Linked DNA regions of Homo sapiens: region 1 is linked to region 2. A link is a loop called in an ENCODE intact Hi-C map of the cell type or tissue named here. Cell type or tissue: IMR-90. All regions are shown on one strand. Links, peaks and the distances in the headings refer to the core of each region. The heading gives the core; the rest is flanking DNA. Region 1 has its middle 59 kb from the start of VSTM5. Region 2 overlaps PANX1 (pannexin 1).

Evidence for each region. A loop is a pair of places that touch in the nucleus more often than their neighbours do. Peaks named below come from ENCODE experiments on the same cell type or tissue, not always from the same donor. Only the 100,000 strongest peaks of a DNase experiment are listed, where the experiment ranks them.
Region 1: a loop joins it to region 2, with 3 times the contacts of the local background. A loop is called at or near these places in 7 of 110 quality-filtered maps.

The regions. Positions count from the first base shown.
Region 1 is chr11:93,907,014-93,911,410 of GRCh38, forward strand. It overlaps the pseudogene LOC101060084. Among named protein-coding and RNA genes, the nearest start is that of VSTM5, 59 kb to the left of the region's middle. RefSeq lists a silencer at 1,284-1,469. In IMR-90, for the core only: no CTCF peak of the experiment used is centred there; a DNase peak (open chromatin) is centred at 1,908; H3K27ac peaks cover 750 bases.
Region 2 is chr11:94,181,442-94,185,838 of GRCh38, forward strand. PANX1 (pannexin 1) reads left to right here. Exons shown (of 5, transcript NM_015368.4): 5 at 1-527. Among named protein-coding and RNA genes, the nearest start is that of PANX1, 55 kb to the left of the region's middle. In IMR-90, for the core only: a CTCF peak has its summit at 2,516; DNase peaks (open chromatin) are centred at 660, 2,540 and 4,180; H3K27ac peaks cover 141 bases.

The DNA of each region.
Region 1 (4,397 bases), core at 99-4,098, 270 kb before region 2:
TAGGCAGGAGCTGCTGAAAGAGTTTGAACAAATTACATGATTTACTGATGCAGGCAACACACCTTGGAGGGAATTCACAGACCCTTTGGGAAATGCTCTAGAAGCAGGTACACCCAGCAAGCCACAAGCTAGTGGAGGCCCGAGGTTAGATGTGGGTGACATTGGATGGAGGCTATCTTGTCCACTGTAAGGTCTAACCAGCCTTCAAGGCTAAGGTACACACACCTCAGAAGTGAAGAGAGGGGTCCCATGCAAGAGAGTATCATGGTTAGAGATGTTATTCTGGAATCAGATTCCTTGGCAAATGACTTAACTTCTTTGCATGTCAGTTTCCTGATCTGTGAAATAAAGACAATAGTATTAGTACTTGGCTTATGGGATTTTTGTGAGGATTAAAGGAACTGATAGGGATGTTCCAATGTCTTAGTGTAGTTTTAAGCCATATGCCCTTCAGAAGGATAAACACACAAACTTAGAAAAAACATCATTTTAAATGAAATCAATTGAATGTAATTAAAGCACTTTAGAAAAGAGCCTAGTCCATAGTGCGATTCACACTTTAGGAAACTCTTGTGTGCTGAGAAGCCAGTCCTGAAATCTCGCAAAGGGAAGGTGTTCACTAGATAGTGTCAAGATAGTAGAAAGGAGAAAGACAGAGAAAGGATACAGAAAGGAGAAAAGAAAGATAGAGAAAGGAGATAATAAAACTAGGTTCCTGCTGGGCGCGGTTGCTCACGCCTGTAATCCCAGCACTTTGGGAGGCCAAGACGGGCGAATCACCTGAGGTCAGGAATTCGAGATGAGCCTGGCCAACATGGTGAAACCTCATCTCTACTAAAAAATACAAAAAATTAGCCGGAAGTACTTGCTGGAACCCAGGAGGCGGAGGTTAGTGAGCCAAGATTGTGCCATTGCACTCCAGACAGGGTGACAGAATGAGACTCTGAAAAAAAAAGAAAGAAAGAAAGAAAGAAAACTAGTTTCCTAGAAGTTGCTTTCAGGCAGCATTTTTTGTACTTCTCTTAAGCCAGTGGTCCTCAAACTCGAGTGTGTATCAGAGTCTCTTGGAGGGCTTATTAAAACCAGATTGTGAGGTCCAACTCCAGTGTGTCTGACTCAGTAGGGCTGAGGAGAGGCCCCTGAATTTGCCTTTCTAACAAGTTCCCAGGTGAAGTGATTGCTGATGGACTGGGGACTACATTTTGAGACCAACTGTTTTTGGGGAACAAATGGAGGAAGCTGGTCTGGTCTTCCACTCATCCTATCTTCTCTGGGGAGGGAGAAGATCAGGAGGCTGGGCCAGAGCAGGCTCTTCTCCACGCACAGGCAGGCTGTGGGTAGGCGATAACATAGGGCAAGAAACTCCCGAAGGCATGAGGCACCAATGTGGATGGCTAGTGGGAGCAAGCAACCCAGGGCCCCAGAGGTGGACCTAGCAGCAAAGATGGTGACCCTCCAAGGCAGGTTCTGGCAACACGTCTGAGAACATGCAGTTGTGATGGTTGATCTTATGGTCTAGCGAGGCCATGATACCTAGATCTTTGGTCAAACATTATTTTAGATGTTTCAATGAAGGTCTTTTTTCTTGTTGTTGTTGAGATGAGACTACCATTTGAATCAGTAGATTGCATAATGCAGATTACCTTGCATGATGTGGGTAGGCCTCATGCAATCAGTGGAAGGCCTTCAGAGAAAAAGGCATGTCCCCAGAAGAAGAGGGAATTCTGCCAGTGAACTGCCTTTGGACTTGAACCACAACTCTTCTCAGAGTCTCCAGCCTGCTGGCCTATATCATCAGATTGTGGGCTCGCTGTACCTCCACAACTGCATGAGCCAGTTCCTTAAAACAAATCTTTCTGTCCATATATAGCATCCTGTTCATTCTGCTTCTCTGGAGCACCCTGACTAATGCTATACTCCTTGGGATGTGGCCACTGGCATCTTAGGAATGCACATGAAATAACACGTGGTGTTATTTAAACTGATCTCACTTGGTGTGGGTCAAAGAAAAGAAGCTGGTGTTGTGGGGGCCACATCTCTAATGACAAAGGGACAGGCACCAGTTTGGTGTTTTTCTAACAAGTGATGCACTTTTTTATTTTTATTTTGGGATACTTACTCAGCACTTTCAGCTTCAAAGTGCTCTGCAAGAAGTAATTAAAATATCCTTACAACAGAGCAAGGAGGCAGTGGGTGTTATTACCATTTAATGTCTGGTAAGACTGAGGTGGTAAATTTGTGACACCTTTGAAGATGTGGATGGAGACCAAACCCTGGACTCCCTGACACCTAAGTCTGTGTCTCCTATCAGGCCTTGCTTCTTCTGAAGAAAGTTGCAGCATCAAAATTCTTCTTCTTTTTTTTTTTTTTTGAGACAGGGTCTCACTCTGCTGCCCAGGCTGGAGTGCAGTGGCACAGTCATAGCTCGCTACAACCTCAGCCTCCCCAGGTTCAGATGATCCTTCCACTTCAGCCTCCTAAGTAGCTGGGACTACAAGGATGAGCCACCACACCTGACTAATTTTTGTATTTTTGGTAGAGATGGGGTTTTGCCATATTGCCCAGGCTGGTCTCCAATTCCTGGGCTCAAGTGACCTCCCAAAATGCTGGGATTACAGGAGTGAGCCACCACACCTGGCCAGGAGATATTGGAAATACTCTGCATATATTACCTCATTCAGTTCTTCCAACAACCCCGTGTAGCAGATGAGATTATCAGTCACACTTCACAGACAACAAACTAAAACTCAAGAGGTTAAAACATTTTTTCAAGGTAGCACAGCTGGGAAGAGAGTGCTGGGGTTTGAACTCAGGTCTTATTTGCTCTAAATCCCATACCTGTACCACCACACTCTAATGCTTTAGATGAATACTGAGAATCCATTGGGGAGCTTCAAGGCCAATGATTCGGAGGATTAGAGATTTTGAGCACTCTTAGATTGTAATCAACACAAGGGCAAGGACCTGAGCTGGCTTGCTCACTATTGCCCAGTGCTTAGCACAGAGTCTAATGCCCACAGGCACTCGGTAAATATTTATTACATAAATGAATGAATGGAAGACTGCTTTGGAAACTTCCTGGAAAAATGCATCGAGAATAAATAAGGCAGCTTTTTCTAATTTTTAAAAAAGTTGCAAATATTTTGGTGCTCCAAGAATGAGGGAAGCCCCAAAGACATCCATGCAGGTCTACTGTAAAAATTCACACAGCCCATTTCAGTCCTCCTCTGGCCCATCTGCAAGCTTCAACCCAAATGATCTCTTCCTAAACTGAATACCAGTTTTAAAAGGATAAGAAGGGTGTTTATTGGGTTATCAACAAAGGAGAGATTGGCCAGCTTCTGTTTGCCCACCCTAGTCCTTGGGTAGAAGGCTGTTACGGGTTTTTTCATGCTTCCCTTTGCATTGGATGTGGTTTATGGGGGACTCGGTGTTAGTGGATTTTCCTGGAGAGTATTTTTTTTGGATAGGTTAGCATATTTTATCTCCCAGGAAAACTGGAGAAAGAGTATTGAGATTCAATTTGTCATGCTAACAGGATGAAATGATATGTACTATGATAGCACAGTCTATGACAAGGACCTGAACTCTTTTTATAGTGTTTCTCCCCAATTTCTGTTCATCAAAGCAGAATCACCTCTGCCCTCACCCACTTCCCCAGCTTGTAACCTGCGAATCCAGAGGCTTCTCTCTCGTTGCCTTATTCCTTCCTAAGAGCCAGGTAGCCTACCTGTTACTCATTCAGCTACATTCTCTCACTAGGTGGGGCTGACTTGAATAAAATTATTTTTGATTAATAGTGTATTTTAATTAAAGATACATTTTACTTATTTTAATTTTAATTTTTAAATTTTTTAAATTTTTTGGGATGGAGTGCAGTGGTATGATCTTGGCTCACTGCAACCTCCGCCTACTGGGTTCAAGCAATTCTCCTGCCTCAGCTTCCCGTGTAGCTGGGATTACAGGCGCATGTCACAATGCCTGACTAATTTTTGAATTTTTAGTAGAAACAGGGTTTCACCATGTTGGCCAGGCTGGTCTGGTACTTCTGACCTCAAGTGATCCTCCTGCCTCAGCCTCCCAAAGTGCTGGGATTACAGGTGTGAGCCACTGTGCCTGGCCTAAAGACACATTTTAAATTAATGAATATTTATTGTGGTAAAATATACATAAAATTTACCATTTTAACTATTTTAAGTATGCAATTCAGTAACATGAATTATATTCACATTGTTGTACAAACATTACCGCCATCTATCTCCCAAAATTTTTCATCATCCCAAATTGAAACTCTGTACCTATTAAATGGCAACTCCCCATTGCCTTCCTTCCCCAGGCCTTGGTAATCACTATTCTACTTTATGTCTCTATGAATTTGTCTTTTAGTTAATTTTTTA
Region 2 (4,397 bases), core at 278-4,277:
AACCTTGGCTGATGGAAATCCCGTAACCACTATTTGTTGCACTGTGCCTTGAAGGGCAGCAGGCCCAAGTGCTGCTCTGACTGAAAACTGAGTTAACAAGATGAAATCTAAAGGATATTCACAGTGACTTCAATTCAGGAAGAATGCTTCCAAAAGAGCCCAGTGGGGAAATCTGACATCACAGAAGACATTAATTCAGTCACTTTCAAAGAGTTTGTCTACAGGCGGTTTCTCTGTTATCAAAGGCATTTGAAATAGGATTTTACTTAAACAATAATGGAACACAGGAGTATTTAAAGTGAAGAACACTTTGCCTGAATGTGATCAGGGCACATAAGTGACATTGGCATGCTTCATATGGCGTGCTTGGAGCCAGAAAAACTTAGCGGTTTATTTTGTTTATATTTAAGCACAGCTTTAAAAAATTCATTATCGTTTATTCAGTGTCCGAATTGAGGCCATTTGGGAAGAAAATTCTAGCACTGGTGGAGAATTATAGAATAAAGATTATAAATGGTTGGATAAGACAAATGTAAGCTTATTTCATAAACATTTAAAGCTGATTCAGAACATGTTAAAAACTGTTCCCAATTCCAACTATGTAAATAGATCCTATGTTCACATTTTACACACACACACAAAAATCTTTAACATCTGTGGAACTTCCCAGTTTTAGTCTTAGAAAGTTAGCATGTTGCATAAGTTCAGTAATCCTCAGGAACCTCCAAGTTTACTTTTAGCTCTTACGGACAGTTGTTTACATAATCTAATTACTGTTTTCTGAAGAACGGAAATTATATAAGCTGCTGTCTGCCTTTTGGAATATTCAGAAAAGCAGATTTTATTTGTACTTCTGTGATGTTTTCTGAAATGGAAAGCTGATGATAAATATCAAAGTAGCAATCAGTGCGTTAAATTATTCTGTTACATGATATTTATTACTGTTGAATTATTCTGTGACTTAGAAATGGCAGTAACCTAAATAATGGAATTTGCAAAATTATTATATTGCCGTATCTGAGATGTTCCATCACAAGTTTCTACACTGGTTTCTTTTGAAAATTTAAAAAGATTTACGAGATACATTTTCTAGGATATGATTTTTTTTTTACAAAAAGCTTCATCTTCTGTAGACTATCCTTAATTTCTATTTTGAAACGGTAAAAATTGATATTTTAGGACACCAGGAAGTCTCCAAGCCATTCCCACTCTCTGAACTCCAGTAGGGTCTGTGATGTCCCAGGCACCAGTACCAAGTTGGATGTGCAGATATGCATAGGCAGGTCCCATCCTTGAGGACTTCAGAGTCCAGTAAAAGGCAGCAGAAACATGGGCTGGTGCCTAAGAGGAGAAAGCGTAGCCACAGTAAAGGCTATGCCAGAAAACTCCTAGCAAATGCTCTGTGTTCTTGGGAGAGGGCACATTGTTTTTGTTTTCTCTCCTATAGTTCCTGTAACTGCTGGTTTTGAGAATATAGTAATCATTTTTCCCAGAGGCAGATGACCACCTTAAGGTTCTTTAGCTGCAAATCCTCTAGGTTGAAGTTTGTGTGAAATAGTCACAGTGATTTTGAATAGTAAGGAATCCAGTTGCCTTTTGAACCTTCCCTCACAGGGATGAGAGAACAAGCCTGTGGAGGTTGTGGAGCTACTGGTAAACAACTGTCAGGGCCCCAGAAGGCTGATGTGGAGGCCTGGGGATACATTTCATCTAATAAAAGTATTACTAGGTATCAGTATCAGTAATAAAAGTATTATAATAAAGTATCAGTAATAAAAGTATTATAATAAAAAGTATTATTAGGACAGGTAAACTCATCCATCTACTGTGAGCTGCTGGCTTGGAGAACGACTTTTGAGGAGCCAGTTTCCTGAGGAGAAATGCTTTTATAAAGCACTCATTGCTTTGTAAAAGGAGACAAAACTGATCCTAAATGACCACTCCAGGGTTGCTGATTTTGTTTCTGGCTCATGTCTGCCTAGTAAACCACCAGCAAGCTGCTGAACCAGGCTGGAAACAACATTGTTGCAACTGGGAGGGACATAGAGTACTGTGAAAGCAGCGTTCCAACACATCTTCACTTTTACAAAGGGATAGGCAGAGACTTCCAACATAGAGGTTCTTAAACTTCGAGGGGTTACAATCCCCTTGCAAATATTTTTATAGCTATGGACCCTCTCCTCAGATCTACAGCCAACATTTTCAGTGCACCTTAGGAGGTCATTTTAGTCCACGCCTCTGAAAAAGCTGCACTCCAACGGCTGAAGAGCAAGCCATACGGCCGAGAATGGGGCTCCCTTTGCCTTCATGAAAGCTACTTCCCCCAACACTAAGACTCAGCTGTACGTTTGCTTAGCTCAGTCACATTTACATTCTTCTGGGTGAACTGTACCTTTTGAGTACCTGCCTTCATTTTCTAGAATCAGACCTAACAAGGTCAGTAGAAGCCTGGGCAGCAGCAGGCCTGGAAAGACGAGGCAGCCAGCATGAACTGCTGTTCTCTCCCTGACCACAAGGCGTCGTCTTCCTCCAGGGTCAAGTAATTGTTCTTGTTCCGCCTCACAGGAATGTGGGGAGGAAGGACGTAACACTATAAAATGCTGCGTCCTACCTTAAACTTGTACTGTGAGAAAGCTGGAAACTTCCACCTGTACAGTGGGTCTGGTTTGCATGTTTAGTTTCATTTGTGGGAACTGCTTGTCCAAGAGTGAGCTCAGGTCAGGGCAGTTTGTGCCTATGAGAATTAGCTCAGCTATCAGGCAGGTTTTTAGACACCTTTTTAAAATGTGCTCGTGTTTGGTTTGTTTTGCTTACTGTCAGTCCTGGGTCAATCAAAGGTTTGTAAGGGTGAGAATTTTTATGCACTGCTATATCGCAAGTGCTTAAAACAGAGACTGGCCCAGATGAGGCATTCTTCAAATGTTTGTTGAAATGAATGGACAAACTCTTAGGATAAATCCTAATTTGTTGGCAACTGTTATTTGATTTTAGAAGGCAAACTGATTTTATTTTAGAGAGGGGAAGGGGAGGGGAGGCTCATTAGCCTCTTGGTAGAAAGAGGACTATTTCTGCAAATGAATAGGTTTCCACCTTAAGTAGTGACAGTCCTTAACTTCTTATTATGGAGTGAGTCTTGACCGCTTTCCAAGTTCAATAGAAGTTCAAGATTGCCTCTCAGTGATTAGGGAAATTGAAGCTTTTAAAGCTCCTGGTCTCAGTAATTCCTCAGAATAAACCTCTTTAAAAGGGATATTGATGGAAATGTACAATTACCAGTAATTGAGGTTTTATCTGAGGGGATGGAGATGATGAAATGGTTCCTTCTTGGAAGTTGTTGGCATTTTGGCTTTATTTTTCACAAATAAAGTGAAACCATTTAAAACGATTGACAACGATTATATAGTGCCATGTGGAATACAATAGATATTAATTTGTGGTTGGTTTTTCTGCCTGCTTTAAATGAAATGTATTATGTTTCTGGGTTCCTTTTTTAGCTGTAAAAATACTTCGTCACTAAAGCATGAAATTTAATCAGCAGTTGTTCTTCAAGTTCCTGAAAGCTATAAAAGTTTCTCATGACTTGAGTGGTTTTTTCCCTGCCCACCAGAGGAGAAAGCCCTTGTAGAATTCTGCAGTGTTACAAGTGTTCCCTACAAAAACTGAAACCATCAGCTCCTCTTTAACAAGTTGGCTTTTTAAAAGCACGTAATTACAATTTAATGGTATTCTGTAAAGTGGTGCTTTAGGCATAATTTAAATTCTTTTTAATGACTATATTTCTTCAAAACTTTGAAAGAAAAATGTGTTCTTTTTGCTGCATCCTTTGTAAGAAGACTGCCAACAGAGGAAAAAGGACTTTACAAATTAAGACCATCTTGGTTTCATTTCCACAAAGATGAGAACAAATCATGGTGTTAGGAAAGGATCCTTAGAAGAACACAAGAATTTGAAAGCCCTTGGTGGTTATCACTACTATATTTCATATTTCCACAGAAGTGACTTAGCCAAGCTCTGCATTTTGAGCCTGCTGACTTTCATTTAAAAGGAATGAAAGGCTGAAAATCCAGGCTGCTGTGTCTGTAGATAAAGGTCAAACCATGTTTGAGTTCTTCACTGTTGTGTCCACCTAAATAAAACTGAGTAAGTAATGAAAAATGTCTTAATATTTCTTGCCTTCCCTTTAGGGAGAGTCATTTCATGGAAGATGTAATGGGAGATGCATTCCAAAATGTCTTGAGGCTCATTGCTGTCTGCTGGAAACATAAAATTCCATAGGCTTCATGCTGCTTGCTAAAATCCAGCTGGCAGTGACTAAAGAAAGAGAGTCCTTGATTAAGGGCCCACAGATTCTGGAATTTCTAAAGCACAAATCACTTGCTTTCTGATTGAGGATTGTT